Regions from separate parts of the Homo sapiens genome. Here region 1 is linked to region 2. The links are chromatin loops, found by intact Hi-C in ENCODE. Cell type or tissue: B cell. All regions are shown on one strand. Each heading gives the region's core, and the rest is flanking DNA. Links, peaks and the distances in the headings are about the cores only. Region 1 overlaps WDFY4 (WDFY family member 4). Region 2 overlaps WDFY4 (WDFY family member 4).

Evidence for each region. Hi-C counts contacts between places; a loop is a spot of excess contacts. Peaks named below come from ENCODE experiments on the same cell type or tissue, not always from the same donor. Only the 100,000 strongest peaks of a DNase experiment are listed, where the experiment ranks them.
Region 1: a loop joins it to region 2, with 4 times the contacts of the local background. A loop is called at or near these places in 4 of 110 quality-filtered maps.

The regions. Positions count from the first base shown.
Region 1 is chr10:48,744,037-48,760,195 of GRCh38, forward strand. The region is part of intron 12 of WDFY4 (WDFY family member 4); the gene reads left to right. It also overlaps the pseudogene RPL13AP19. Among named protein-coding and RNA genes, the nearest start is that of WDFY4, 67 kb to the left of the region's middle. RefSeq lists enhancers at 611-770, 1,238-1,782. In B cell, for the core only: no CTCF peak of the experiment used is centred there; no DNase peak of the experiment used is centred there; H3K27ac peaks cover 2,139 bases.
Region 2 is chr10:48,796,198-48,812,356 of GRCh38, forward strand. It overlaps WDFY4 (WDFY family member 4), which reads left to right. Exons shown (of 62, transcript NM_001394531.1): 24 at 101-253; 25 at 7,089-7,162; 26 at 9,063-9,224; 27 at 9,807-9,898; 28 at 11,662-11,761; 29 at 14,333-14,538; 30 at 15,342-15,511. Among named protein-coding and RNA genes, the nearest start is that of WDFY4, 120 kb to the left of the region's middle. RefSeq lists enhancers at 6,608-6,657, 6,688-6,747. In B cell, for the core only: no CTCF peak of the experiment used is centred there; DNase peaks (open chromatin) are centred at 3,624, 4,294, 6,564 and 8,784; H3K4me3 peaks cover 1,308 bases; H3K27ac peaks cover 7,873 bases.

The sequences.
Region 1 (16,159 bases), core at 4,997-12,996, 50 kb before region 2:
CTAACAAAGACAATTGCTCTCCTTACTTCCGCAGGCCAAACACCTCAATGAGTTCAGACTTTAGTAAACAACTTTTTCCTCTCATGTCTGTAACAAAGAATTCCACTAAAGCAAGAGAGCACAAAGAACCATCCCTACCCCAACCCACTTGGGGTGGGAGGGAAAATGAAAGAACACAACAGTAACAGTTGGTGTCTTTTTCCATTCCTCTAAAGCATAAATGACAGAACACCCATTAATACTGCAGTAAGTTATCCTTCTGAAAGACACTGCATTTTTATCCAGAGTGCCCCGTTTGCCAGACTTCAGTGTTGGGGATGGTAGAGAGAAGGATGCATGTTAAATCTCCACACATTGAGATAATTATGATTTTTGGGGGTTAATCTGGCAAATTAATTGGTTTCCTAATCTTGCATTCCTGCGCAAACCAACTCATTCATAATCTGTGTATTGCTGAATTTGATGTACTAATGTTTAAAAAGGATTTTTGCACTGATATTCAGGAGGTTGGCCTTTCATACTCCTTTCCTGGCTATTTTTCTTGTCAGATTTATGCTAGCATCATAGCATGAGTTGGACAGTGCTTCTCTTCTATGCTACTGAAGAGTTTATGTAGATTGTTTATTTCCGTTCCCTAGCTAATGTGACAGAACTTGCCTCTAAATGCTTGTGAACCCGATGTTTTCTTGTGAGAAAATTTATTCTCATGAGAATGCACTTCTGTTTGTTCTTGAATTATTCTTGGTTTGTTATTTTGCAAGCTGATTTTCCCATTTCATCGAAGTTTCCATTTGTGGGCATCCGACTGCTCACGATGGCTCCCTCACGCTCTTCTGAGCAGAACTTGTGAGTTCTGTGACTCATTTCTAACCTGTTTACCTGTGTCTTCCTTGCTTTTTCTGCTTCAGCACTATTCACAATTGTTTACTTTTCAGTGTGCCCTATGAACCAACTTTGACTTTTCCTGTTTCTCCTACTGTTTTTGGTTATCATTTCCTTCTACCTTTGGGCTTATTCTGGTGTTCTTTTTCTTAACTTGGATGTCTGTTTCCATCTTCTTTTTACATGTAAATTTCTCTGTAATTTGTAAGTTTTATTTTCAGTATCATTTAGTATGAAATATTTTTCTAATTTCCCTTATAAATTATAGTTGACTCTTATGTGTTTGAATTTTGAATTTCCATTGTTACAGTGTTTCTAGTCATCTTTGCTATTTACTTCTCACTCTATCAAGGTGAGAGAAGGTGGATCGTCTGGGTTCTTATCCTTTGAAATTGGTTGAGGTTGACTTCATGGCCCTCAATGTAGTCCCTTCTCATAAATATTCCACATGTGCTTGGAAATAATGCATGTTCTCAGAGTGTTAGGTTCGATGTTCTATTTATGTCCCTTGGATCGAATTTGTCAATTGTTTCATTCAAATATCCTTTATCATTAATTTTTAAAGTCGGCTTGAAATATCAGCTTTTTGTTTTTTATTTTTGGAATAAACAGGCCTTATTGGGCTCATGGGTCTTGAGGGCCTCTGTGTATTTGTCAGTTTTCTTCTCCACGTTCTTTTTGGCCTGTTTCTGCAGCCTTATGAGCTATTTCTTCTTCTGGTAGTGGGTCTCGGCCTTCTCCTTCCTCTTCTCCTCCAGGGTGGCTGTCACTGCCTGGTACTTCCAGCCAGCCTCTTGAGCCAGGCGCCCCACGTAGGCAAACTCTCTTGTGGGCTTCAGATGCACAGCCTTGCGGGCAGCAGAAACACCCATCTAGTTTTCCTGCTGTAGGGCGGTGGGATTCCATCGAACACCTCGGCGTCCAAGGCAGCCTGGCCTCGCTGGGCCTTGCGGACCGCGGGCCCTGCACTGTCGGCTGGAAGACGCTGCTGGGGGCCAGGAAATAACAGGGGCCTCATCAGGGTTGGTGCTCATCCGCCTGCGGAAGAAGGCCGGGTACTTCAGCTTATTTCTGTAGAAATTGTCAGAAACGTTGACACTCTCGCAGCGCACCACCACCTTCCGGCCCAGCAGTACCTGCTTCACCACAACGGCCGCCAGGTGGCCCAGGAGGTAGCCTCGGTCTCCAGCACTGGGACCTGCCCCTCCGCTACCTGCGGCAGCGGCCTGGGAAATGGTGTATCAGTTATTGAGAACGATGCATTCAAAATCTCTCATGATAAAGTGGATGTGTCAATTTCTGATGAATTTTCCCTTACATATATTTGAGGTTGTAAGAATCATACATATTTAGAATTTTTATATTCTTATGGAGTCTAAATTTTTATCATTATATGGTGAACTTTTTATCCCTAGTTGTACATTTTGCCTTAATAATAATAGGACTATATCAGGTTTCTTTTGGTTAGTTCGTGCCTGGGATTTTTCTTCATCCTTTGGTTTTAACCTTTCTGTGTACTGTCCTTACATTTTTAGGTGTTTTTCTTGTAAACAATAAGGAACCACTTTTGTTGGTTTTACTTTGTTTTTCAATCTAGTGTGGTATTATTTCTCATTTAACTGGAGAAAGTCATTTGTTTACGCTTTCATAATTATTAATATATTTGGAATGATTTCTACTTAGCTTTTTACATTTGTTCCACTTTAAAAAAAAACATTTTTGGTCTTATTTTTGAATTGATTTTAAAAAATTGTGTTTCCTACCTACTAGTATGAAATTTAAACTCTCTATGATTAATTTTATAGTAGTTGCCCTAGAGTGAATTAACAGGCATACTCATGTTTTTAGTTAAACAGTATCTTTATCCTTCCAATTAAGACACCAAGACCTTAAAACTCAAATATTTTTGCCCTTTTCTAACTCATACATTACTATTAGCTAATATTTTAAACTTATCTCCTGTTAGTAAATCCATCAGATATGACAGTTATTGTTGTTGTTTTATAAAATATTCTTTGGATTTACCTACATGCTTTCAATGTCTGTGCTCACCATTCTTTTTTGCATCTCTATCCTTCCATCTGGGATTATTTTTTATCTACTCTAGTACATCTGTTAAACTTTCCTGTAGTGTGGGTCTATTTGTGGTAAACTCTCTTGGATTTTATTTGTCTGAAAACTGTCTTTATTTTCTCCCTAATTGCAGAAATATAGTTTTGCTGGGTAAACATTTATTGGTTGACAGTTATTTTCTCACAGTAAATGGAAGGTCTCCCCAGCTATTGCCTTCCATTGTTGCCTTTTAAAATCGTTTTTATTTCTCTTCCTTTGAAGGTAATTTGTCATTTTTCTCTGGTCGCTTTTAAGATCTTCACCATTCTTGTTCTATTGCTTTACTGTCATATATCTCAATGTACATTATTTTAAACATTTATTTTGCTTCATATTCATTGGGATTCCTGAATCCCAACTGATGTCTTTTATAAAATATGGATTTTTAAATTATGACCTCTTCTCCATCCCTTTTCCTATTATGCCTTTTTGGAACTAACACAATTAGATGTATGTTTTACTTTTTCATTCTATCCTCCCTTAATCTTTCTTTTACATTTTTCATCTCTTTGTCTCTCTGTACTCTGTTCCACACAGTTTCTTTTGGTCTTTCTTAAACCCACTGAATCTCCTACTAGCTGTGTCTAATCTGATATATAATCTAGCCATTTAGGTTTTCTTTTTAAAATTTCAATGACAGTATTTTATATGTCTAGATATACTGTTTCTTTTTCAAATAAACTTGATTTGATAGCCCTTTTCCTTTCTCATATCTTTCATTTTTATTTCTTCAAACACAAGAATCATAATTATTTCTTCTTGTGTTTTTTGAGAGTATATTGTTTCTGTGACAATCATGGAAGGTCCCTTGTATGATGTCTGATTTTTTATTGTGAATCTTGCTCCAAGATTTTCCTTTTCTTGGATTCCATAGAAACCATCCTCATTCAGGCCATTCTGCCCTTCTGTAGGTATGGGAATGCCTCCATGGGGTCTTAGCTGCCCTTTCCAAGCCAGGCCTTGGCCAGATTCCCAGGTCCTGATTTTCTTGCTTGTCTTGGGAAGAATTCCCTCTCTGGGTTCCCTGTTCTCTATATTTCAGGGGCAATCCCTGAGGAGGCCTTTTGCCTGGGCACCCTGATAACATACAGGTTAACTTAGGATCTTGGTGTGGAAACTTGTTTGACTTATTCTGCCAGCTCTCAGGGGCAGGGGAGTATTTGTCAGTATGAAAAGACATTTAGTAAGTGATATCAGGTGAAGAAAAGCAATAGTAATTAGTTGAATGTCTATGGAGGCTGAGCACTAAACATCTATTTATTTTTATTTCCCTCCAAAATTTTGGAATTTTATCAATAAGGAAACAAAGGCTGAGAAAGGATAAAAAACATGGCCAAAGGTCACACATTTAGTAAATAATAAAGCTAGAATTTGAACCCAGGGCTACCTCCAAAGCCTGCATGCATTTGTCTGTGCGTGCGTGTATGTGCACACACGTGTGTGTGTTCTTCCTGTTTTTTTCCTGATACTCCCACAATAATAGTGATAGTTTTCCAAATGTCTGACACGACAGCCTGCAGTTTGAAGATTGGGTTCTAACCAATGGACTGCGTCAGTCCTGATGTTTTAGAGGTGAGTCCTGTGTCAAATGTCATCCTGGTTTTGTAATGAGTAATTTTTACATTTATAAGACCCATGTTTCATAAATAGAGCATTTTTTTTTCTCCCTAAAAGAGATACATGGCCCTTGACCTTCCTTGATGGTTAGAGAATAGGAAGTGAAACTCTACCCCCTCCAGGGAGTCTGCAGAGTAAAGGGCATGGCAGTGGGCTGGGAATGGGAGACAGGGTGCTCGTCTCTGCCGTACCACACTTGTATGTCCTTGGGCAAGTGGCTTCCCTCAGCCCTGCCTTCTGCAAAGTAGGTCCCAAGTCTCCAGGGAGGAGGGAAAGAGGCCGTGGGCCTTGGAGTCAGGCCTGCTTGTTCTATGCCTTGGTGGCTGTGTTCTTTGGTCCTGCTACTTTATTTCTCTAATCTTCCATCTCCTGATTTGAAGGCAGACATAATAATAGTATCTACATTGAGGGAAGATGGTAGTTAGAGTGATCACAGCTGCTTCCTAAGCATGTGTGCGCCAGACACCATGCTCAGCTTTTTACAATGGACTATTCTTCAATTCATTTAGTCTTTATGGTAACTATAATTTAAGGAATATTTTTCATAACACAGAGGTGACATGTTATGTAATTCCAAAAATATATCTATGGTGTCCAAAATACATCATATATCTCTATGAAACATGCACCATACCAAATAAACACCCCTACACCAAACACACTATATACACATCACATGCACATATACATACACCACATGTACACAAAACACACACACACCACACTAAACATACACCTTACACATACTGGCATACCACACACCCACACACTGCACTTACACACCACACAGCACCTAGCACATACACATGAATACACACCACACATACCACCTACATATGCTACATACAGACACCACACGACACACACAAATACCACACATACACACATACTACATATCCACACTACATACACACACCATAGAATGGAGTGCTTACCCCTCAGCAGCACATCATCCACAGTGCAGGTCTGGAGGTGAAAGTGGAGCAGAAGCAGGGTCAGACTGTGGTGGGCCTTGCACAAACCCTATGGGAGACCATTTCACTTTTACCCTATAGGCAATGTGGAGCTAGGGTGGTCTCTGTGCAGGACTGTGGCATCATGGGGTTATGGGTTATGAGGACTGCTCTACAACTGGGTCTGTGTATAGCTCTGAGAAAAGCCCCCTCCAAAGCAAGGCAGCCCTGCTCCTTCTTGCTTCTGCCTTAGCATATGCCTTCTCCCAGCCCCTGCCAGGCCTCGTGGGCTGACGTTTATTCCTTATGTCAGCCAAAGGAGCAACCCCAGTCACCTTTACCTTGAACTTAAGTTGTGGCTATAACTTATAGCCCTAAGGGGACATCATTTCAACAGGAATGCGGTGTGCTCCAGGCAATAGTTAAGGTTTCATGGGGCACTCTGCAGGCCAGAGCCCTAAACACTTACTCCTCTGGCTCTGCTGCTGGGCATCCTGCAGCTTCATCCTAATCTTTCCTGTTGAAACAATGTCCCCTGTGGGTATGAGTTATATCTGTCACTTAAGTTTGTTAGAGGTAATTGTTGTGCCAGACCATTGAGGAAGGGTGGGGGACAGTGTAGTTCCTGAACAGTTCACATGAAGGCCACACTGGCCTTTGGAAGGCACAGATGTGACCCTGTCGTTCCCACTTGGAAGCCTCCAGTGCTTTCCCATGATTCCCAGGAGGGAGTCAGGCATTGGGAGTGTGGGGCACACAGTTCTGGGGGTCCTGCCTGCCCATGGCATGCAGCCATGCAGCCATGTTTCAGACTCAGATTTCACATATGCCCTTTACTCTACCTGGGATGCCTTTCCTGTCTTCACTCTGCCTGGACAGTTGCTTCTTATGCTTTTGTCTAGGTTTAGATGTCACTTCTTCCAAGAAGCCTCCCCTGGCCTGCCCATCCCCATCCCATGGGCCAAATCAGATCCCACTGCCTCACATTTCCTCAGCACCCTCAGCACTGATCACAGTGCAAATCAATGATTAATTGTGTAATCTTCCTTGGTTTCTTATTTCTTTGGTTTGTGTTTGCACACTTGAGCATATCTGAAACCAGGATATGTATTAAAATGGATGCCAAGGACATCAGCCACTTAAGTCGTCTCTTCCCCATCTGCTAATAAAGGCACTGTACATCTATCAATTTTTGGTTTCTTACCACTGTTGAAATAAGATGGTGTTCAAATCTCTTTCTTCTGCTTCAGTGGTGAGGCCCATGTGAGCATGGACTGGGTCTGCAGCTACATCAGGGACCCCTGTGAATGGTCACTGAGTAGAATATGGGCATGAATGAATTGAGAAGATGGACAGGACAGGAGGAAAGGCAGGGAGGGTTGGCAAGGCAGATAGTCTTGGACTCTCGTGCCTGGTGTCCTGAAGACACCTGATGTGCAGTTGTCCTGCAACTGCTTCAGATATGGCTGCTCCTGCCTGCTCCTCTTCTGGGCTCCCACCTAGTAGAGACATGAATGGAGCATTATCCTTGTATGGTGGGGACCCTGGCAAGGGCAGGCCCAGAAATTGAGAGGACGCAGAGAAGTGCACCTAATGAAGTCTGGGGAGGAGGTCAGCGAGGCGTTCCTGGATGAGGAGACCACTGAGCTAAACATTTAAAGATGAGAGTTATCTGGTCTGAGATGGGTTGAGGAGGCATAAAGGTGAGACTCAAAATCAACTATCTTGAGTAAGGTTTGTTCCTGCCTTCTGTAGGCATTGCTCGGACTTTAAGCTGTAGTAGGGCTTTAAGCTATAGGGATGGATGGGCAGAGATGATGGCTGGAAAGGAGAGGAGCAAAGGAGCTGTCAGTTGCTCCTTCCAGGGATGGCAGTAGCTTGAACAGGAGAACATTTTGAGAACTATTTAGGACGTAACTTTGCCTGGCCTTGGTAACCAATTTGATGAGAGTGTGAGAGAGACTGGTTGGTGCTAGTCCCTGAGAGAGAAGCCCTAGAGTTTTGGAAGAGGATGGTGGCTGTCTGGAGTAATCAGCATGGACTGCACAAATGAGGCCGCTTTGCTTTTAATTTTCTAATGCATCCCTCAAGTATCCACAGGCCTTAGTAACAGGAGATAGTTATTAATCTTGCCTCCTGAAGTTTGATAGAGTCCACATAGGGGGCAGTCTGTCTGACTTCCATATCTAAGCAAGACAAGTACCAGGATTGGAGTAGTCATCCTCTCTGTCATGCAGCTGCTGTGGGTGGCAGGATTTTATAGCCAAGCTCAGGGGCTGTGTGAAATGATGAGGCTTCACTGGTTCACGTCCTGCAAAGGCCCCTAGGCTTCTTCAAATGAGATGCAAAATTTGGCCAAGCACGCCTCACACCACCACTGGCTCCCAAAGATACAGGCACTTTGGGATTTGTACTTTTGATTACAACTTTCTGTCGTACCCACAGGTCCCTTGCGAGATACAAGCCGTCTGGGAACACCAGGTCAGGTGGGGGATCAGTGTCTGCCATCCTTGGGATCCAGAACCTTGTCTCCATTCCTGCTCTGTCAATCCCTACCTTACAGCAATGCTTCTCATAGTGTGGCCTGTAGACCACCTGCATCAGAATCCATTGTAAAGTTGCACAAAAATATAGTTGTGTAAACTAGATTTCCCGAATCACAAATCCCTGGGGTTGAAATTTAGGGTTCTGTTTTTAAAAAGGTCCTCTTATTATGTGTAAGCACATTAAAGTTTGAGAACTGCTCCAGGTGCTGGACATCTTTTACTTTAAAAAAATCTTAGCTTTTTTCACTGAGGTGAGATTTGCAGAACATAAAATTAATAATCTTAAAGCAAACAATTCCATAGAATTTAATGCATTCACAGTGTTGTGCAAAGACCACCTCTATCTAATTCAAAACACTTTTATCACCCCAAAAGGAAAACCTATACTCATTCTCATTCTTTTCCCCAGTCCCTGGGCTACCACCAATCTGCTTTGGGGATTAAACTGTTCAGGATAAATCATGTGTAAATGGAATCATGTAATAGGTTTCCTTTGGCGTTTGACTTCTTTCAGGTAGCTTAATATTTTTGAGATTCATTTACATTGTAACGTATATCAGTACTTCTTTCCTTTTTACAATAAAATAATATTCCATCATATGGGTACACACCACAGTTTGTTTATCCATTCATTTGTTGATGAACATTTGGGTTATTTCCTTTGGTTCTTGTAAATAGTGCTGCTATGAACATTCATGTTCATGTATTTATTTGAGTACTTGTTTTGAATTCTTTTGAATATATACCTAGGAGTAGAATTGTAGCTCAATTCAATAGAATTGTAGGAACTGTAAAACTGCCTATTTTCACAGCAGCTGAACCAATTTTACACACCCAACAGCAATATAAAAGGTTTTCAATTTCTCCACAGGCTTGCCAATATTTATTTCCCTTTAAAAAATTTTTTAGCCATTCTAATGGGCATGGAGTGTTATCTCATTGTGATTTTGATTTTTGTTTCTCTAATGGCTAATAATGTTGAATTTTTTTATGTGCTTTTTGGCCATTTGTATATCTTTTTGGGGGAAACGTCTATTCAAGGGCTTGGCCCATATTTTAATTGGGTTGTTTCTCTTTTTGTTGCTAAGTTGTATGAATTCTTTATATATTGTGGGTACTAGACTCTCAAAAGAAATATGATTTGCAAATATTTTCTCTCATTCTGTAGGTTCTCCTTTCATTTTCTTAATAATGTCCTTTGATGCACAAAAATTTTCAGTTTTGATGAAGTCCAGTTTATCCATTTTTTCTTCTGTTACTTGTGCTTTTGGCATTATATGTAAAAATCCATTGCCAAATCCAAGGTCATAAAGATTTACCACTGTGTTTTCTCCTAAAAATTTTGTTTTGGCTCTTATTGTAGATAATTAATTCATTTTGAGTTAATTTTTGCATATGGCAAGGGGTCAGGGTTCAACTTCATTCTTTTGCTTATAGCTATTCAACTGCTCTGGTACCATTAGTTGAAGAGTCCCTTCTTAAATTGTCTTTGTATCCTTGTTGAAAATCAAGGGGCCACAGATACATGAGTTTATTTGTGGATTCTCAATCCTATTTCATTGATCTCTATATTTATCCTTATGTCAGCTCCACTGTTTTGATTATGTAGCTTTGTAGTAGGTTTTGAACTCTGGAAATGTGAGTTGTCCAACTTTATCTTTTAAAATATTGCTTTGGCTTCTTAGGGTTTCCTACAATTCCACATGAATTTGAGGGTCAGCTGTCACCATTTGGCATGCTGCTAGCTGTGGGCTTTTCATAAATGCCCTTTATCATGTTGAGGAAGTTTACTATCTATTTCTAGTTTTTGGAGTGTTTTTATCATGAAAGAGTGTGAGATTTTGTCAAATGCTCTTTATGAGTCAAATCAGATGATCATCTGTTTTTTGCCTTTGTCTATTAATGTGGTGTATTTTGTTGATTGGTTTTGTTATGTTGAACCACCCTTGCATTTCTAATATAAATCATACTTGGTCATGACATATAATCCTTTTAATATGCTGTTGAATTTAGTTTGCTAGCATTTTGTTTAGGATTTTGCATGTATGTTCATAAGGGACATTGATCCCTTGGATATTGGTAGGTTTTTTTTTTTTTTTCTGTATTGTCTTTGTGTGGCTTCAGTATCAGAGTAAAAATACAGGCTTCCTTGCTGTTCCTGGAATATGCCAGACATACTCCTACTTCAGGGCTTTTGCAATGGCTCTTCTCTTTGCTTGAAATGCTTTTCCCATGGATGTCTGCATCCCGTCTTTCAGTTTTGCCCTTCTTAAAGAGGCCAAACCTGCCATTCAAATTAAAGTTGTAAATTACTCTCCTTCTGCATACAAGCACTTATCAATCAAAAATCAAATTTTTGTCAATTCTCCTTTCTTGGCTCTTTTTTTCTCAATAGCACTTATCATTTCTTATTCATTATGATATTATTATGTTATATATTAATATGTTATATTATACACAATAATTATTAATTTTAATTTACTTATTTATTGTGTTTATCTTTATGTCTACACCCTTCCCCTCACACCCAGGTCATGGATTTTAGTTTGTTTAGTTTACAGATGTATCCAGAGTGCCTGAATAGTGCCTGGAAAATAATAAAAGGTCAATAAGTATTTGCTCAGTTGATTTGAATAAATTACGCCCAAGCACAAGAAACACTCCTGAGCACCTTAGCTACTCTGAGGACTAAAAACAATCTCACTTTGCATATGACAGCAGCAACATGGGCAGGGTGTTGGAAAACTGGGTGTTGGTAATTTGGGATTAGCCTGTAGTTTATTATTATTATTTCAATTCACATGAAGTAAAAGTCTCTTTTTTTGGCCTACAGTTCTATGGGTTTTAATTCATGTGTAGAGTCACACGACTACCACCACAATCAAGAAACAGAACAGTCTCATCACCTCAAATAGCTCCCAGATATTGCCCCACATAGTAAAACCTTTTCTCCACCCTATCCTCGCAACCGTGGATCTTTCCTTATAGTTTTGTCTTTCCAGAATACCATATACATGGAAGCATACATGTGTAATCTTTTGAGCCTGGCTTCTTTCGCTCAGCATAAGGCCTTTCAGATTCACTCATTTTGTGTGTATCAGTAGTTCATACATTTCTGTTGCTGAGTAGTTTTCCATTGTAGGGATGCAAATGTTTCCTCCCAGCCTATAGCTTATCTATTCATCTTTAAATAGGGTCTTCCACAGATTGAAGGTTTTAAATTTTGATGAAGTCCAAATCATCATTTGTTTTTACTTTTATGTATTGCACTTTTATGTCATATCTAAGATCTCTTTGCCTGACGGCCATGAAGATTTTCTCCTATGTTTTCTTCTAAAAGTTTTACAGGTCTGTAATCTGTTTTGAGCTACTTTTTGTACCATGTGTGAAGTTTAGATTGAGATTCATTTTTTGTTTGTTTGTTTTTGCTTATGAATGTCCAATTCTTCCAATGCCATTAGTTGAAAATATTATCTTTTTTTCCATTGAATTGTCTTTATAACTTTGTAAAAACTGCTTAGCCATATTTATATATGTCTTTGGACACTATTTGATTTCATTGACTTATGTGTCTAGCTTTTCACCAATATTGTCTTGATTACTGTGGCTTTGTAAGATATCAAATGCAAGCTCTCCAAAGATATTCTTCCTTCTCAAATTTGCTTTGGTGATTTCAGTTCCTTTACCTTTGGCTGTCCTGATGGAACCTCGTTATTTTATATATAGGTAGGTATTGTTTGCTGATTGTTGAGGATTTTTGCACCTATGTTCATTAGGGATACTGACATGCAGTTTTTTTATACTGTGTTTTTCTGTTTTCAATATCAGGGTAATTCTGACTTTGTAAAATGAATTGGGAAGTGTTCCTTTCTGATACCATATAAATGTTAATGATCAGCTTGCCTATATCTACAAAAATTCCTGCTGGGATTTTTATTGGAATTGCATTAGATCTATAGATCAATTTGGAGAGAATTGACAATTTAACTATAGTAAATCTTCCAACCCATAAACATAGTGTGCTTTTCTGTTTATTTAGGTCTTTGATTCTTTCATCAAAGTCTGTCATATTCAGTGTAGGGCCTGCACATGTTTTCTTAGATTTATACCAGAGTCTTTTGTTGAACACACTTCCAAAGGGTATTTAAAATTTTTTGGTTTCTAATTTTTCAATTCTAGTATTTAGGAATATGGTTAACTTTTGTATGTCGACTATTATTCTGAGACTGCTAAATTTAATTATTAGTTCTAGAAGTTTTTTTTTTTATGGATTCCTTGGGATTTTCTATGAAGACAATCTCATCGTCTGTGACTAGTGCCAGTTTTTGGTCTTCCTTTCCAATCCATATGTTCCAGTATTACATCCAATAGCAATGGAGAGATCCTTGCTTGTTCTTAATCTTAGGGAGAAAGTCTTCAGTCTTTGCCATTGAATATAACATCAGCTATGGGAATTTGTAGATGCCCATTGTTAGGTTATAAACAATTCCTTTGAATTTACTGAGAATTTCTTTTTATCATGAGCAGATTTTTAATCTTTCAAATGCTTTTTATGCATTAAATGATATTATCATGTGATTTTATTAATATGGATCATGTTGACTGATTTTTGAATATTAAACTTGCCTTGCATTTACGGGTAGTCCAATTGGCCATAGTACCCTCGTTATTTTATATGTAGCTAGGTATTATTTGCTGATTGTTGAGGATTTTTGCACCTATGTTCATTAGGTATACTGAAATGTAGTTTTTTTATACTGTGTTTTTCTGTTTTCAATATCAGGGTAATTCTGGCTTTATAAAATGAATTGGGAAGTGTTCCCTTCTCTTGTGTTTTTGAAAGAAGCTGTGTAGAACTGGTGTTATTTCTCTTTTAAATGTATGGTAGAATTTGCTGGTGAAAACACTGAGCCTCAAGGTTTCTTTGTGGGCAGGTTTTTAGCTACATATTCGGTTTTTGTAATAGCTATAAATGATTTAGGCAACTTATTTCTTCTTGTTGAGTTTGGTAGTTTGTGGCTTCGAAGAAAACCGTTTGAAGGTAGTTTATGACTTTGAAGGAACAATTACTGAGAGGAGTGTTGAACTCTCTAACTATAATTGTGGATTTGGCCATTTGTCCTTTCAGATCTATGAGTTTTTCTTTCTGAATTGTGATGCTCTGTTGTAAAGTGCAAACACGTTTTGAATTGTTATGTCTCTTTTAATCATCATATCATATAATCTGTTTATTATGAGTCATTTTCCTTGCTCTAAAGTCTGTTTTCCCTGATATGAGTAGAATTACACCAGCTTTCTTTTGATTACTGTTAGGATGGTATAAATTTTTCTATCCTGTTACTTTTAACCTATCTATATCACAATATTTAATGATGGCATATAGCTTTGTTTTTATTTCTTTCCATTCTGACAATAGTGTCTATCAGTTTTTAATGTGTTTGAATTATTGATGTGTTTGAATTTAGGTTCAGGATTTTATTGTTTGTTTTCTCTTTTTTTTTACTCTTTTTTTGTTCCTCTACTTCTGTTTGCCTGCCTTTTTGTGGACAATTTGAATATATTTTAGTATTCAATTTGAGTTTATCTACTGAATTTTTTGACTCTCCTTTTTTGTCTCTCCTTTTTTTTTAGTGCTTTCAATAGGGACTGCAGTATACTTAATTAACTTTTAACAGTCTACTTAGAATTGACATTTTACTATTTCAAATGGATTATAGAAAGCTTACCTCTACGCCGTTCCCTCTATCCTTCCCTATTTTTGTTGTGGTTGTCTTATGTATTACATCTAATACAATGTCACTTTCAACCATCATACCTAAATTTAAGAACTTAAGAAGAGAACAATAATAGTGTATTATATTTACCCAAATATTTACCATTTCTGTTGCTCTTTCTTCATCCCTGAAGTTTCCTTTCATTATTTTGTTATTATTTTCCTACCATCTGAAGAAATTTTAAAAGTATTATTCTTAGAACAAGTCTGATGGCAAGAATCTGTCTTCCTTCATCTGGGAACACATTTATTTTGCCTTCATTCTGGAAGCATGTGGATATGGAATTCTGTGTGTATTTTTGTAGCACTTTAAAAATGTTGTTTCCATGACTTCTGCTTTCTTATGAGAAAATCCAAGGTTATTCAAATTGTCGTTCCCTTAAATGTAATGTGTTGTTTTTCTCTGGCTGCTTTCAAGATTTTTAAAATTTTCTTTAGTGTTCAGCAGTTTGATTGTGCTGTGTCTGGGCATAATTTTTTTTGTTTATTTTATTTGGGTTTTGCTAAGCTTCTTGAATCTTTAAGGTTATGTATTTCACCAGCTTTGAAGAAAGAAGTACTAAAAACTTCTCAAACGTTTTTTCTTTCATACCATACTCTTTCTCGTCTCCTTGGAGGATTCTAATGACAGAAATGTTAGATCCTTTGTTACACATGACCTTGAGTCTGTCTTTATTTTTAGTAATCTTTTTCCTTTTTGTTGTTCAGATTAGGCAACTTGTATTGCTCCATCTTCGTGTTCATGGACTCTCCTCTCATCTCATTCTCCTATTGTTCTCATTTAGTGAGTTTAAACAAATTTCAGTTGTTGTGTTTACTTGATTCTTTTTTATTGCTTCTATTTATTTACTGAAACTTTCTGTTTTTCATTTATTTGAAAAATGTTCACTCTTACTTCTTGGAATTGGGTTAATAACTGCTTTAAGGGTTTCGTCTGATAGTTCCAACATCTGTGACATCTCAGCATTGGCATTTGTTGGTTGTCTTTTTCCACATGAGATGTTGAGACTTCCCTGGTTCATTCTATGTTGAGCAATTTCAGGTTGTATTCTGGACATTTTGAATCTTATCTTATGAACTCTGGTCTTTGTTGTCATCTTATAGAGAATGTTAATGAATATATATATATATATCTTAAGGTAGGGAACTAGCCCACTTAGGTTCAGGTTGCAAGTTTCTGCCCATCTTCCCTGGACTCTCTGGTTCCAGTATCAGTTCAGTTTTCAAAGACTGCAGGGAGATTTGATGTGCGCTCACTTGCTTCATGCAGTAACTGGTTGTGTGTGGTGGTTTACCTCCTAGTTAGGGTCAGATGCACATACACAGTCAGAACTCAGCCCAGAGGTTAATATACAACTTTGTGGTTACATTTTCCTCAGCTTCCTCTTCTTCATCCTTTCCTTAACACTTGCTGGCTCCCAAGGGGTCCCTTCCTGCTCTGTCTAGAATTGGCGCTTTTGTTTCTCTGTTCTTCCCTGTGTCACTGGTATCTGTCTCTGGGGCCATGCAGTGAGGGGAGAAAAGGAGAAAAGAGCAATGGGAATTTTACCTACACTCTTGGGACTACAGGTCCTCTGGTCAGAGAGAAAGTTTCTCTTCACTGAGAGTTTTAGAGTCTGCCTGGCTGCTGCTGCTGTTGCTGATGCTGAGGGAATTGCCTGAAAGATGGGTTGGGAAAGAATGGGGAAACCAAACAAAGAAAATCCCAGGGGATTTCCTCCATGCTCTGTGACCTGTAAAACCTCCTTTCCTGCTCCTCAGACCAGAAACAGAGGACTTCTCTTGGAGCTCTTTCCATCATGTCTACACCTTGTGCACAGTTGCGAGTTTTAGGCTACCTGTGAGTTCACACCAGGGGATGCTGCAGAGGGGAAGCCCAGAAAGCTCACTGCCAGTTCATAGTGCTTGAGTTTGGTTTCCTTCTCGGCTACCATTTACTTTCCAGAGTCCTCCAAGAGCTGCTCCATGAGTTCTAAGTGTTTTAGTTGCATTCGGTATTCAGGGGGTGGGACAGAGCTGAGTGTGCTTACACCATTTTGAAGGGACCCAGAAGCCTGTGTGTGTGTGTGTGTGAGTGAGTGTGTGTGTGTGTTCAATATGAAACCAGAGCTTCTCAATCTCCAACGTATCTGGAGGGAAGGGAAGAAAACCAGGGAACTAACTTCACTGAGCATCAACTATGGGTCAGGCACTGTGCCTTGGAGCACAAAAGCATTCTTCTATGACTGTAGGGGGAAAGTGTGGTACTGTCAATGCCTTTTAGAGTTGGAGGAAAT
Region 2 (16,159 bases), core at 2,596-10,595:
AGAGAGCAGAAGGTTTGCAGACTGGACTGGGACAAGTGGGTGAAGGGGAAATCTCTAATGATGCATTCATGAGGAAACTGCTTTGTGTTAACCTTTTCAGATAATGGCGTTTCTCCTGAGGAAGAAGGCCTCTCTCCTGAACCATCGAATTTTTCAGCTGATCCTCTCAGTGGCTGGCACTGTGGAGCTGGGCTTCAGGTCATCTGCTATCACCAACACTGGTGTCTTCCAGCACATCCTCTGCAATTTCGAGGTAAATCAGAGATTGGCCCTTAGTCCTTCAGGAGTGTGTGTGATGGTAAATATGCTAAGTCTGGGCTTTCCCCTAAACCTAGCATGTCAGCTTCCCTCATAGTCATGATGGTAGGGAGAGGGAAAACCAAACGAGCCTGCCCAGAGGCCCTGGTTTGTAATGACATGTGCCACCTATGGACTGAGTGGCTTCGGACAAATCTCTTGACCTCTCTGAGCCCCACTCTTTTTCTTGGGTGAAGTGGAGACCTTCATCTCCTTGCAGGCTGTCATGAGGGTTAAGCCAGATAGTATCTGGGAAAGGATTTTTAAACTATAAATTGGCATATACATATGAGGGTAAAGAAAAATGATCTCAGTTCCTTTGGGTGGTGCTTTGCTGTTTCCAAATGATTCTTGAAAGGGGTGAGTTAAGGGATGCAGAAGGACACGCCTGAGGCTGAGGAGCATCGCACACAACTGCTGTGGGTGGATCAACCCATTCATGAAGCATCATTTACTGAGCACCCTCTGGGTCAGGTACTGGCCATGTCCTGGAGACACAGTGAAAACTAGAACCCAGCCCTTCCCCACAGCCAGATGGGACTGGGACATAGCCAATGTAACACTGCAAATGCTAGGTGCTTCAGTGAGACAGGCACAGGGCATCTGGGGAGTGGGAGTGAGCAGGCAGTCAGAATTCAGGGGGAAAATAACCTTCCAGGTGGAGTGTATATGCTATTTGCAAATACTGTACATCAGAGTGAGAGCAGCCATGGGGACTTGAGAGCAAGTGGCTTGTTGGGGGCCTACAGGTTTGTGTTGGTTGCAAGAGCAGGAGAGAGAGAAGGCAGGCCCAAGGGGTTAGACTGCCCAGACTACACTTTAGCCTGGGCATGTGGAGGTCCTCAGGAGAAGTTTCAAAGCTCTTTCTTTGTTTATTAAGAAATTGATATATGTTTATTATAGAATATTTTTTAATTAGAGAAAAATGTGAGGGGGAAACTCTCCTATTACCAAGACCTAGTTAATTCTTGTCAAACCTGGATGCATTCTCTTACAGTATTTTCAATGTATAATACATTTTTAAAATCATAGTCATGATTATACTGTAGGTTATTTTGAGTCTAGTCTTTGCTCACATACCAAAAACATTTAAACATTTTCATTACAAACACAAGCACTGTTTTGAGATCAGAATAATATTCTGTTATGCTGAGAGTTCCTGGTTTCTTCATCATTTCTCTATTGCCAAATTTTTAGATTCTTTCTATATTTTGTTATAAATTGTGTTATAGATGGGACTTTTGTGCTGATATTTCTCTCACTTTTAAAAACATTTTCTTAGAATAAATTATCAAAATTAATAATGAGAATAAAGGCATTATGAACAATTTTTAGATTGTTGATAAGTTTTACCAAACTTTTGATATCTAGGGATGTTAACTGTAGAATGATATGTGAGAATTTTATTTTAGGTATGTGACTTCGGTGACAAGAGCTCTGAAGCAGGGAGATGGGTCATGAGATGATTGAAGAAATCTGGGTAGAGGATTTTGAAACCTAAACTGAGGCAAGGGTAGTGGGATAATGAGGACAGCAGGTGAAAAAGTCGAACTTGAACCAGAAGTGACTTAGAGACACATGACAAGGGAAATACTACATATCAAAACACCACAGGGCTGCTACTGAAGGCAGGACCAGAGGGAGACTGACAGTCATCAATATGTATATTATAAAAAGAGAATACTCTTTGTATAATATAGATCAAGATTCGGTTCAACGTCTAACTTCTAACTTAAGATCAAGAAGTTAGAATGACCAAACAAAATCAAAACGCAGAGAAAGAAGGAAGGAAACATATAAATGAGAACATAAATTAATAAAATAGGAAAAAAAAACATACAGAGGATCAACAAGGCCAATTACTGTTTCTCCTAAAACAGACAAACGTCTGTTAAGATTGGCCAAGAAAAGAAGACAGAAGCCACAAATAAATAATATTAGGAAGGAAAAGGGGAGAATACCACAGAAGAATGAGCAATTAGAAAGGAAAGAGACAATTGGATTAGTAATTTTGTGCCAGTAAATTAGAAAACTTAGTTCATTTGAACAATCTCATCGAAAATGTAAGTTTTCAGAGCGCACTCTAAAATGAATAAAAAACCCCAATGATCCTAGAATCATCAAGTAAAGTGAGTCACTGGTTTAAAATCTGTTGACATAAACAACAACCAGAAGGGAACGCCAGGCTGGGCACTCATAGGGAAATTCCACCAGTCAGGAAATAGGTTCTTTCTAGCTTCTTTAACGAGCTAATCTTGATGGCAGAACACAAAAGGACAGAACAGAAAATGAAAAAGTACAGGCTAATCTTATTTGTAAATATAGGCATAAGAGCCCTAAATATGAGATTAGCCAGTTGAACCAGGCCAAGATGAATGTCCTGGTCCTGGATCTGAAGCTGGAAAAGAGGATTGTGGAGGAAGCCAGCATGGCCTGGAGAATGGGCTCCCTGTGCACAAGGGGAAAGAAGATGTACATAAATGGCCATAAAACCCCACTAAATAAGATAATGTGTCTTGACTGCAACCGCTGCTGCCCCTTCTGAAGTGCTGTGGCCATGCTCAGCCAGTCTGGCTCCAAGGTGTCCTGGCCACCAGCATGGCCCAGGAATTACTAATGCAGGAACCCATCATGCTCCATTGCCTGCTACTAGAATGGCCATGGACACCACCCTACCCCACCCCACCCTGAATAAAACTACCCTCTTCAGGAGATCTGGTGCTTTTAAAGCTGGATTTAAGAAAATAAACCACCAATAAGAACCAGATGCTAAAAAGCAAAGCAAAGTGAAACAAAATGAAATGAAACAAAATAAAATTTAAAAGATTGAGGGGAGAGAATTTCAAAAAGGGAAAAATGTTTCCCAAATGTCATGTTCTGCCTACACCAAGTAAAGTGAGGTAAGGGATGTGTGCACTGTACGTGCCCATTGGAGGTCACTGACAGACTTAGTGACAAGTAAGTTGTGGGGTCAGAAGCCACTCAGAAGTAAGGAGAAACGGCCGGGCTTGGTGGCTCATGGCTGTAATCCCAGCACGAAGAGGCCGAGGCGGGTGGATCGTGAGGTCAGGGGTTCGGTACCAGCCTGGCCAACATGGTGAAACCCTGTCTCTACTAAAAATACAAAAATTAGGTGGGCATAGTTGCGGGCGCCTGTAATCCCAGCTAGTCGGGAGGCTGAGGCAGGAGAATCACTTGAACCCATAAGGGGGAGGTTGCAGTGAGCCGAGATCATGCCATTGCATTCCAGCCTGGGCGACAAGAGCGAGACTTCGTCTCAAACAAACAAACAAAGAATTAAGGGGAAGTGTGGGGAGACTGAAAGTGGAGGCAGTCAGTGGACTTTGGAAAATAGCAGAGAGGAAGTTTCAGAACTTTTGGTTTTGGGTTTTTGTTTTTTGTTTTTTTTTGAGACAGAGTCTCACTCTGTTGCCAGACCGGAGTGCAGTGGCACAATCTCGGCTCACAGCAACCTCTGTCTCATGGGTTCAAGTGATTCTCCTGCCTCAGCCTCTCGAGTAGCTGGGACTATAGGCATGTGCCACCACGCCCAGCTAATTTTTGTATTTGTAGTAGAGACGGGGTTTCACCATGTTGGTCAGGATGGTCTTGATCTCTTGATCTCATGATCCGCCCACCTTGGCCTTCCAAAGCCCTGGGATTACAAGCGTGAGCCACCGCGCCCAGCCGGTTTCGTGTTTTAAGATGGAAGAGACTTAAGTCTGTTTGTAGGTTGAAGGAGAAGACGCAGTAAAAACCAGACAGTTAAAATAGTAGTGGGAGAAGAAACTGCTAATGAGACACATCCTCAGAGGGTTTGGAGACAAGAGAGTGGATCACAGGAGAAACGGTGGGATCCGTGATGACTGGTGTGAAGCAGACAGGAAGAGGAAGTTGTGAGGAAGGGAGAGACAGGAAGTCATTGAGAAGGGAATGGACAGGAAGCTGTGAGGGAGGGTGGGTACAGGAGATTGTTGAAGCAGGGAGGGACAAAAATTTGTGAGGGAAGGAGGGACAGGAGGTTGTGAGGGAAGGAGGGACAGGAAGCTGTTGAGGCAAGGTTGGACAGGAAGTTGTAAGACAGAGTTGGATAGGAAGTTGTAAGGCAGGGTTGGACAGAAAGTTGAGAATCAGGGAGGAACAGGAAGTTGTGGGCTTCTAAGTCTTAGGTTTTGGTTTCTTTCTTTCTTTCTTTCTTTCTTTCTTTCTTTCTTTCTTTCTTTCTTTCATTCTTTCTTTTTTTTTTTTTTTGTTTTGAGATGAGGTCTCACTCTGTTGCCCAGGCTGGAGGGCAGTGGTGCGATCTCAGCTCACTGCAACCTCTGACTCCCAGGTTCAAGTAATTCTCCTGCCTCAGCCTCCCAAGTAGCTGGGATTACAGGCACGTGCCACCACATAAGGCTCATTTTTTTATATTTAGTAGAGAAGGGATTTCACCATATTGGTCAGGCTGGTCTTGAACTCCTGACCTCAGATGGTCCACCCACCTCGGCCTCCCAAAGTTCTGGGATTATAGGCATGAGCCACCATACCCAGCCTCTGGTTTCTTAAAGAAGGAACTGACTAGTTCATTTCTAAGAGTACAGTCATCTCAGGGGTGGGGAGAGAGCAACACCTGACACATTATACAGTCCATACTCAAACAAATCTAATCCAGACATCTTAATATAGTCCTTAGTACAGGCTTATGTGACACAGAATAACAATCAAAAGATTCAGTTATTCATGTTTCCCAAAATTCTGACATTTGGCATTATGTAATTTCCTGATGAGCTAGGCAGCCTCAAATGGGTGTGGCAACTTATTATTGTTGCTGTGTTCTGGAAAGGAAATGTGAGAGGCTGGAACTTTTGTGGGAAGTGTAAAAGGTGCACCTTATTGTACTGGTGGGTTCACATCTGACTTTCTTAGTTCTCTCAGCCCTTAGCCCCAGGCCTGGCATATCATTTGTTGAATGACTGCCTTCATGAATCAATATCCTAAGTGTGCAGGGCTCTTGGAGCCCTACAGACATGTATGTTGGGGTGCCATGCTGGATACCCATGTTTTCACTAGAGCTGCCTTCATCAATACCAGCTGTCCCAAATGGCAGCTGGCCCACCTCTGTGTGTGCCTTTGGGCAGTGGCTGTGCTTAAAAAAGCAGGAAATCTGTCACTCTTTTCCTGGCGGAAGAACAATCCACTCATTTTATTTTATTTTGTATCCACTCATTCTTTTAAAAAATGTAATGCATCTTTACGAAAGATAGTGGCATGTATGATGCTAGGTTCCAGGGATTAAAGAGGGACAGTCTCTACCTTCACAGGCCTCCCGATAAACTTGTGTTCACTGGGGTTCTTTTGCATTTCCTCTTCAGCAAGAGTAAGCAAAGTCATGGGTAACTGCTTAGCTTCAAGCAAGGTTGAGTATTGACCCTATGGGTCACTATCTGTAGGTGATACCCATGGGTACCCAGTGTGGGGCAAGGGAATGGGCTTCGTAGTCAGGTGGATTGACTTTGAAAACAGTCTCTGCCAATTAAAAAAAAAGTCTGGTGCCAGAAAAGTTACTTAGTCTCCCTGAGTCCCATTCTTTCTAGCTACTAGATGCAGATAATAGGCCGGGTACGGTGGCTCACACCTGTAATCCTAGCAATTTTGGAGGTGGAGGCAGGAGGAACACTTGAGCCCAAGAATTAGAGACTAGCCTGGGCAGTAAAACAATACCCCACTCTACAAAAAAATTTTAACAATTAGCTAGGCATGGTGGTGCAAACCTGTAGTTCTAACTACTTGCAAAGCTGTGGTGGGAGAATTGCTTGAGCCCAGGAAGTCAAGGCTGCAGTGAGTCATATTTGGGCCACTGCGCTCCAGCTTGGGTCTCTCAAAAATAAGAAAATAAATACATAAATGCGGATAATAATATTTTGGGTCTTTTTATGGCACCTCTTGCCACCAGGAAATGTATCAGTTATTAAGTGCAAGCTCTTTTTGCTGCTATATGAGTGCACGCTTATAATCCCACACCTGAACCTTGTATAGTCTGGGCCTTAGGAACTGTCAGTATTTAGAGAAGAAAAATATTAGAGTTCTCTAAAGGGAAGTAGAAATAAGACATGATGGCATCCATCAATTCTGCCCCAGAAGGATCACTAGCAGCTACATTTGTTTACTATGAATGAAAACAACCTGAGTGATCAACTTCACTTTCAGAATCTCAGTGAATTTCATATCTTTGTTTCACTTACAATTTTGTCATGCATGAGATGACACTGTGGTTTGGGCTGAAGAATGTGTTGCCTGCGCAAATTGGGTATGTAGTCAGTACAGTGTAAAACCTGAAAATCTGTACCTGGCTTCTATTTCCTGTCCTGCCACTTGCTGGTGGTGAGTGGAGACTGTCACTCAGCTGGTCTGTCTCAGCCTCTATTTTCTCATCTGTAAAGTGGGAACATCATCATTTGTCTTGCAGGATCCAGGGAGGTTGAGATGAGTTTGCAATATGGACACTTGGGCTGTGGGCCCAAGGCTGAGCAGATGGGGGAGATGGTTAGTGCAGGCGTCCTTGGTTGGAACCAGGCCCACAATGAAGTGCCAAGTAGCAGCAGAGATGGCGAGAGAAGGCCTTCCTACAGGGGAGGCACCTCTCTGCTTGGAGTGTCAGGACAGCTGATCTGATTCCAGAGCTGGTACATCATGTTGATGATTCCACGTCAGAGGATCACCTGTCCAGCACTGACCTTCTCATGCTTCCTGCAAATCATTCTTCTCCCACACCTTCATTTTAGCATGTGTTTTGTTTTGTCTTCCAGCTCTGGATGAATACTGCAGACAATCTGGAGCTCAGCCTCTTTTCCCATCTTTTGGAAATCCTTCAATCACCAAGGTAGGCTGGGTCTTGGCAGCCTGGGGGTTAGAACTGAAGGCTGAATGTCCAGAACAGAGACAGGGCAGGGTGGCCAGTGGCTCTTCCCTGCTCCCAGAACACTGGGTCCCCAAATGGGAGCACATCCTTCCCAGTGGCTCATGCTTGTGGGGCAGTCTCCTCTCATGGTCTCGGGCCTCAGGAGGGCAGATGCTGGGGGCTTAGAGGCCTCTCTAGCCCCAGGGACTAGCACATACTGGGGGCTCAGCAATTGTGACCAGCAAAGGTCCACTCTCCCTCTAACTGACTTCTCCAAGGCACTTTTGGAATTAGTCAGGGCTCTTTTACCCTTCAAGTGGTAGAAATACAACTCAAACCAGCTTAAGGGATGTAAAAGAGAAGGAAAGAAGGAAGGGAGGAGGGAAAAAAGAATACAGGAAGAAAAGACCAGTAAAGAGGGACTTCGTTGGCTCTTACAATTGAAAAGAGCTGATCTCATCCTGTAGCTGGGGGAGGCTCACATCATTTTCTCTGAGCTCTGTCACCACTCTTGCCTCTGCCTCTTCCACTCAGTCTTCAGGTTGCCCGGGCTTTCTTCTGTGGCAGAAGGTGGCTCCTGGGCAGCTCCTCAGAGCACATCCTCAGCTTAGCACCATAGGCAGAGAGACAGCTTTTTAAAAATTTAACAGTCTTAGCTATTGGACTGAGTCTCATTGAGCCAACTGTGTCCCATGACTGGGCTGGAAAGTGGCTTCCCCTCTGGAGTTAGAAAGTGGTAGTTCCCAAAGGGAGCCAGGGGCTGTGTTCAGAATAAGAGAGAAGGAAGGCAAGGAAGCCCACATATCACCCCACCTGCCTCCTCCTGGCTCAGGCTGGTCTAGAGCTCATTGGTGCCTTCAGCATTTTGAATGTATTTGTAAATGGCTTTCCACTCATCCACTTAATGAACATCTATTATAAACTTACTACATTTCGCACCCTGTACTTAGAGGTAAAATTCAGAGAAGAATAAGCCACAGTCTGATAAAAAGAGAATACAGAAAAACATGTTGTTCAGTGCTGTCAGAGGAAACAGAACCAAGGGCAGCCGGGACTTCTGGGTAGAGGAGCATCTGTCTTCTCTGCTGAGCCTGTAATTATAAATCATACACAGAATTGGGCTCTGGTCCTGCCTCTTTTGTGTATCAGGGAGATGGAGCTCAGCAGAATTTAATGTGTTAATACAAAAAAAAAAAAAAAAAAAAGACAGTTCAAAGTGAGGAATCTGCCCAAAGTCACCCTCCTCCACATTTTTCTCCACCATTTTTTCTCTTCCACTTTCCACTTTGTTCCTGTACCTGTACCAGTTGTTTTCTAAGAAACAGATATTTATCCTGGGAGCTGTTTTCTTTGGGGGAGTAGAATTTACTGGAAATTGGATTTGTGAGTATCTGAGGGAGGGGGTATGGATAGGTGGATTCTGTCTTTTTCTCCTTTGACTTTCAGTGGCGTGTCTCTCCACTTTGTGGTTTGGGGCGGGCAGGAAGATCACACAACCAGACAAGCTAGTGAAGGGCCCTGCACTCCTGGCTGGTGGGAAGTACTCCCCAGTCACATGAGTGTCTGCTGTCTTTGTTTGAGTTTCTGAGGCCAGCACTAGTTTTCCCTGGGGCTCAGAATTTAAAAGTCAATAATTGGGGTTTGTCTTTGAAGGTGGTTTCCGGGGGGCGGAGGGGACAGGCAGTGCACACCCGAGCGACTCTGGCACTTAGCAGACACATATTCAATGGGTGTCTGACGGCATCTTGACAAATTGCCAAGAGAGCATTGGAGTTAAGGGGCCATGGAACAAGCCTGGCTTGAAAAACCTTTTTAGCAGAAACACAGCAAATTTGGTTCATTCCAGTAAAAGCTTTTACTGTCTCTCTCCTGTACTCACCAGGGAAGGACCCAGGAATGCTGAAGCTGCCCACCAGGCACAGCTTATACCCAAGCTCATCTTCCTATTCAATGAGCCGAGCCTCATCCCCTCCAAGATCTCCACCATCATTGGCATCCTGGCCTGTCAGCTGAGGGGCCACTTCAGCACCCAGGACTTGCTCAGGTACCACACCAAGCTGCCCAGGGGGAAGAGCAGGGCCCCAGGGCTGTTTAAAAAGGGAGGACAGACCCCAGCTCTCTCCCCATTGTGCTCAACCCTGAATCACTTGGAACCTTCTAGGAATTTTTGCCCAGGGCTGAGAGTTGGGGAAAGGATGGTTTGCTGAAGTCAGGATGGGACAGGCCGGTTTCCCCAGCAGGGCTGTGTGTTTACTGTTCCCACTGCTCAGGCTCCCCCACTGTGGCCAAATATTCAGGAATTTCCATAAGCACTGCCATCCTTGCCAGCCAATGACCCACATGCCTGGCTCCTGCAGACTCCTGAAGAGCAGTCCCAGCCACCAGTGTGTTTCCCCTTCTCTTTCCTGTCACTATCTAATTGATCAGGTAGAGCCAGAGTTAGCGTCTCTGGTGAATCCTGACTGATTTTAGAAGTCTCTGGAAATACACAGCATGCCATGATGATTTCCCTTAAACTCTCACTTGCAGCTGCACGTGGGTGGGTCTATGTGAAAACACTGGCATGTACTCAGCGGACTCAGTTGAGCCCGCCTGCGAGCCTGTCCTTCTCTCCCTGTGTATAAAGGATTGGGCTGTTTGTTGTGTACACCCTCAAGCCTTCGTCGGTGAATGAGAGGCAGATCTGCATGGACGGAGCCCTGGACCCTTCCCTGCCTGGTGAGAAGACCTTTGCCAGTTCGAAGGCAGTAGGACGGCCCTCACGGAACCCCTGAGAGGCCCACATTGTGCAGAGGGAGGGGCTAAGTAAGGAAGGGGAAGGCACCCACAGCCAAGCCGTGGTTTCCAAGCCGTGGCCTGTGAGGCTGTCATTTTATGATGAGAGTCAGAAATGAAATAAAATTATAGATTCCTGCTTTGAAATGTGGGACTGGTGTTCCAGGCCTCCAGAATAAAATCAGTTCCCTGTAGACCAGCATGTGGGATCCGGGATCCTGCCTCACTTCCTGGTTGAACCCCCACTACCCCTTACTTTCCTGATGAGCCCCAACTCCAGCAGTGAAGCACTTGCAGGCCCCTGCAGGTGATGGCCTGCCCTCTGTCCGTGCTTGGCACGTGCTCTTCACTCAAGGGAAATGCCACCCCTCCCCCACTAGCCAAGCTGTCCCCAGTCCCACCAAACCAGATTAAGTCACTTTCTCTGTGTTTCCAAAGCCCCTTGGGGTTACCCTACTGAATAGATTTGTAGTTTGTTTATGTGAGTCTCCCTTTTCGCCTAGCCAGGTGCAGAACTGCAGCTGTGTCTTGTTCAATTTGTTCCCTCTGCTAGGGCAGTGTGATGGCAGCAATCACAACTGCTTTGTCCTGGGCCCTGCGGCTCTGCACTGTCCAAGACGAGAGCCCCTAAGCCACATATAGCCATTTAAATTCAAATTTTAACTAATTAAAATTAAATGCAATTAAAAACTTAATTCCTCACTCACTGTAGCCACGTTTTAAGTGCTCACTAGCTACCTGAGGCTAGCGGCTACTCTATTGGACAAGGTAGATATAAAACAGTTTTATCATCACAAAAGAGTCTCCTGGATAGCATTTTTTAATCTAGATAAAGTATTATCTCTTATCCTTAGATCAAGCCGCAAGAAATTACTATTCCCATTTTGCAGACTAAGAAATTTAGGTTCAATGAGATTAGGAGCTAATTGAAGATGGGACCAAAATCTGAATAGACGGAAATATGACTCCATTTCCCCAGGTTGCCTCATCAGTCCTATTTCTACAGTATGGCGTGGTGTATGCCCTGTATTGGTGTGAAATTGCTGGCAACTGAGGGAATGAACAAATGGGTAATGGGCCAAGAGTGAACTTATTTAGTCAACCTTCCTTCTCATATGAACTGCATTCTGAAACTTTTACCTAACCAACATATTAAAGCATTGTTAATATGTCCTTTTGGGCTTTAATGACTCTTCAGAAGTAAAGTTTCTTCTTCCCCTTGCTCCATATACCTCTGCTATGATTTGAGTTCTGTTTTTATTGTAGCATAGACATCCAAAAGCCTAGCCTGGGAGCAAGTTGAAAGCAGGAACAAAGAGAACAAAGACCATGGTCTTCAGCACTCTGTTCCTGATTACTTGCATAATATCAGTGCATAGTAGGTGATTATGAAATGTTGCAGCCTATAATAATTTAAAAAATTCTTCTACTGAAAGGTATATTTTCCTTTATTATTTTTAGGATTTTTGTTTTTTGGAAGATGTGCAGCATTGCAGACATTGCTAATTAAAGGAAACTTCAGTAACATTTTCTGAAATTCTTTTTAAGCATTGTGTGGAGGCTGGAATAAAATGCCAAAATTTTGAGTCCCAGCCATGCCACAATTCCTGGGTGAAATAAGCATTTGGTGAATATGATTGCTTACTGCAGCAAATATTATGTCTCTTTACATCCATTTTCTCTCAAATCTGAATTCTTTTTTGTAGCTGGAAGCCAAACATCTGGAAAGACAATCTGGCTCAGAAACCAGTTGCTGGAGATGCTGCTCAGTGTAATATCTTCCCCCCAGCTTCATCTGTCCTCTGAGTAAGTAGCTCCAGGAAGAGCAATTTGGCAGGAGGTTACCTCATACAGGGTGTGGCATTAAACCTTTTCTTAATGAAAAGTTTAGCATCTCTGAGTCTGTTTTCTGCAATGTATTTCCTGCACTAGTCAGAAAGAAAATTATATTCTCTCTACCCAATGAACCAGACCTTGCCCTAAGATATTCTGATGCAAATGTTAAGTGGACATGAGTAACTAGAAACAGATTTGGTATAATTACAATAAACTCCTTTTGTCACCATAGCTATAGTGTAATTGTTATTGTTTTGGCAGTTGTGACAATTACTGATTTTGATGTCTTGTACTTGGCAGACAATAGAATGAAGAAATCGTGAGCCTAAATAACATCTATCAAGGAAAAGTCTTGCCAAATTCTTCTGCTATTTACTGTTAGTGAGTTTGTTATTTTTCCAAGTTGGAAAAAGAAGTATCTACCGTCAATTAACTTCTAAAATCAAGTGTAATCATAAAGCTGATTCCATTAACTCTCCCCACTGCCTGCCTGCTTTACCTCCAACCTTGGAGTCGTTCATTTGACACCTAATTTGTTGAGCATCTACTGCATGCCAGACACTGTTCCCAGCTCCTAGGATGCAGTGCTGAGCAAGTCAGCCCGGATCCTTGCTCAACCTGTATATGCATCTGGGCTTGGGGGTAAAGAGTTACCCCTCAGTAAAGCAGCTTTATAAATAGTGTTTAATAATTTACCAGCCTATAAATCCTTTCTTTCTTAGAATCAAAACATGGTAGAACTGGAAGATGCCTTGGAAATGAGATAGTCCAGCCACTTTCTTTTCCATCTTTTTGAAAGGGAATGTAGTGCAGTGCCTAACAGCTGGGCTCTGGCATCTATACCTTCCGGGTTCGAATCCTAGCCCTGTCCCCAGGGACCCAGAGGAGGCTACTTAAGCCCTGTATGCCTCTCTCTACTCATCTGCATGAGAATAAAAATTGTATTATGTTGGTGAAAATGTAATTGTGTTTTTTTCATTACTTTTAATGCCAAAAACTGCCAATATTTTTGCACCAACCTAATACTTTCAATAGGTGAGTATAGTAAAGATGAAATGAATTAATATATGGATAATCCTGAGAATGGTGCCTGGAATACTGTAAATTCTCTGTAAGCTAATTGCTATTATGGCCATCTCTTTCATCATCACCATCACCACCACCATCACCATTACCACCACCATCATCACCATCACCATCATCACCATCACCATCACCACCACCATCATCACCACCACCACCACATTAATCACCATCACCACCACCACCATCATCACCATCATCACCACAACATTAATCGCCATCACCACCATCATCACCATCACCATCATCACCATCACCCTCACCACCATCACCATCATCACCACATTAATCACCATCATCACCACATTAATCACCATCACCACCAACAGCATCATCACCATCATCACCACAACATTAATCACCATCACCACCACCACCATCAGCATCTTCACCACCAGCATCACCATCACCACCATCATAACCACTACCACCATCAACATCATCACCATCACCACCAGCATCACCATCACCATAATCACCACCACCATCATCAACATCATCAACATCACCACCACCATCAACATCATCACTGTCACCACCACCACCATCATCATCATCACCACCAACATCACCACAACGTTAATCACTATCACCACCACCACCATCAACATCATCACCATCATTATCAACATAATCACTGAGGAAAATGATCAGAGCACATCAGGAGCTCTGCCAAAGTCATCCAGTTGCTAAACATCAGAGGCAGGGCTAGAAAAGAGGACAGCCTCTTCTCTTCACTCCTAGTCCAGTGCTCATTTCAGTGGATACCAGCCAGATTCTCACTATGCCTAGTGTGTCAGCTGAGAACACAGGTGGAGCCTTCACTTGTTCCCAAAAGTCTGGGTCCTTTGCTGAACCCAGTGTCTTTGGCCAACCCATTGGCCATTCATCTCCCTGCCCTCCTGTTTCATCCAGGTCCCATCAGCAAGTCTGTATTCTCCAGACTCATCATTTTTGAAAGTGACGTTAATCATGTTTCTTTTTTTTTGGTGCTAAAACTGATAAAAATGCATAAATATTGAACTATGCCATTTAGATAAATTTTGACTAGTGTCTTTAAAAAGGGAGGGGAATATTCATTATGTGTTTTATGTGACTACATTGATGGTAATTAAATTAGATGGGTGGCTAGTCATCCACTGTGTAAGTATGAATAGTAGTTATATAGGGCTATTAAGGGGCATGCGCATTTTTACCTATATGAATACACAGTTTCCAATTGCTTCAAAATGCTGTGGCCAACTTACACTGCAACCATTAATAGACAAATGCATCATTTGCACAACAATCTTGCCAGCATTTTATTTTACTATTCTTTTTAAATGTAATACATAATAAGTGATGTTAACCTTAACTTGCCTCTCCTTGGTGACTTGTAAGGCTGGACATTTCATATTTTCTGGACATGTCACTCGCTCATGGACTGAGAGAACATTGGTTGCATTTATTAATCCCCAGGTCAAAGGAAGAGATGTTTCTGAAACTGGGGCCTGACTGGTTCCTGCTGCTCCTGCAGGGCCACCTGCATGCCAGCACCACTGTGCTGGCATTGAAGCTGCTGCTGTACTTTCTGGCAAGCCCCTCCCTCCGCACACGGTTTAGAGATGGCCTGTGTGCAGGATCCTGGGTGGAACGCAGCACTGAGGGCGTGGATATTGTAATGGGTGAGCACGTGGCTGTCTCCAGGGAGTGGGGCACCACCTAGTCCTGGGATGTGAATGAGGACCAAGCCAGGCCCCTTCTTATTTGAGACCATCACAGCTCTGTGCAGCAGGATCACCTCGAGCCCTGACTCCAAGGCCTACATCCAAATGAGCCCAGCCCCCCTGACATCCTTTGCAGGATCCCCCGCAGCCTCACTGCACAGACACTGGAGGCTGCCTTCCATTCCTCCCACCTGCTTAGCCCTGTTCTCCTGGGCACTGTATACTCTGCTTCCTCTTCCTGAGGGGATGCCTCTTCTCCTGATGTGGATTCATCCTGAGATCTCAGTTCAAATGCCACTTCCTCCAGGAGATGAGGGGTCTCCCTGAATTGGGACACCTCTGTTATATTATCTCTGCCCTTATTATTTTTCTCTTTAGTGCTTCACAAAATTCATAATTATTTGAGTATTTAATTGCTTAATGTCTGTCCCTCCCACTACAATGCAAGCTTCATGAGTGCCTGGAATTCTGTATATTTGGTTGAAACCCTACACCCTTGTTGCCTAATTCAAAGCTGCCCTGTTGCCTCCTACATGGTGGGCAGCAAGTATGTTTTTGAGTGAATGAATGAGCATGTCAGGAACAGCAAAGGGAACTACTGTTGAGTGCCTTTTTGCTCCCATCTATGTGTGAATATATTTTATCATCCAGCATTTCTATGGGATGGGTGGGTGGCCGGGTGTTCCTTTGTGTGTCCAGGCCCCACCTTGACCAGCAGCTGTTCTCAGCTGACTTTTGTGCCCCCTTTGCCTGATCAATAGACAACCTGAAGAGCCAGTCACCACTGCCTGAGCAAAGCCCATGCCTGCTTCCTGGGTTCCGTGTCTTGAATGACTTTCTGGCCCACCACGTCCACATTCCAGAGGTCTACCTCATCGTCTCCACCTTCTTCCTGCAGACACCACTCACAGAGCTGATGGACGGGCCCAAAGTAGGTTTTCAGAGCACCCACAGGGTGACACACTTGGTTTTCTGATTCCACATGACTAAGGCAGGTCGCCAAGACCCTCTGCACTTACCTCCCTCTGCTTCTTCCAGCTCAGATGGGGTGCTGGCCCACTTCCCTCCCTAGCAGCCCACACCCTTGGCCAGCCCTTCAAATGCTCCCCTTCCAGGCCCTTGACTTCCTCGGCCTCTGCTCCCATCCTTCCTCCCAGCAAGTCTCTGATTTGGATCAGTTCTATTTTAAAACCTTCCTTTTGGGCACAGCTAGGGGAATGACATGATGCTGGGGTGGCCCTGCCCCAGCACCCCAGCCCCTCATCCTCAACCACCCACTTAGGTCATCATCTTCTTGCCCCTGTTGCTAGGACAGGGAGACTTTTCAAGGCTGGTCATGGATTCCTTCAGCTCCTTCCTTGGGTGACCTCATCCCATAGTTATCCTTTCTTTCTTTCTTTTCTTTTTTTTTTGTTTTTTTTGTTTTTTTTTGAGACAGAGTCTTACTGTGTTACCCTGGGAGAGTGCAGTGGCGTGATCTCGGCTCACTGCAACCGCTGCTTTCTGGGTTCAAGCGATTCTCCCACCTCAGCCTCCCAAGTAGCTGGGATTACAGGTATCCACCACCATGCCTGGTGAA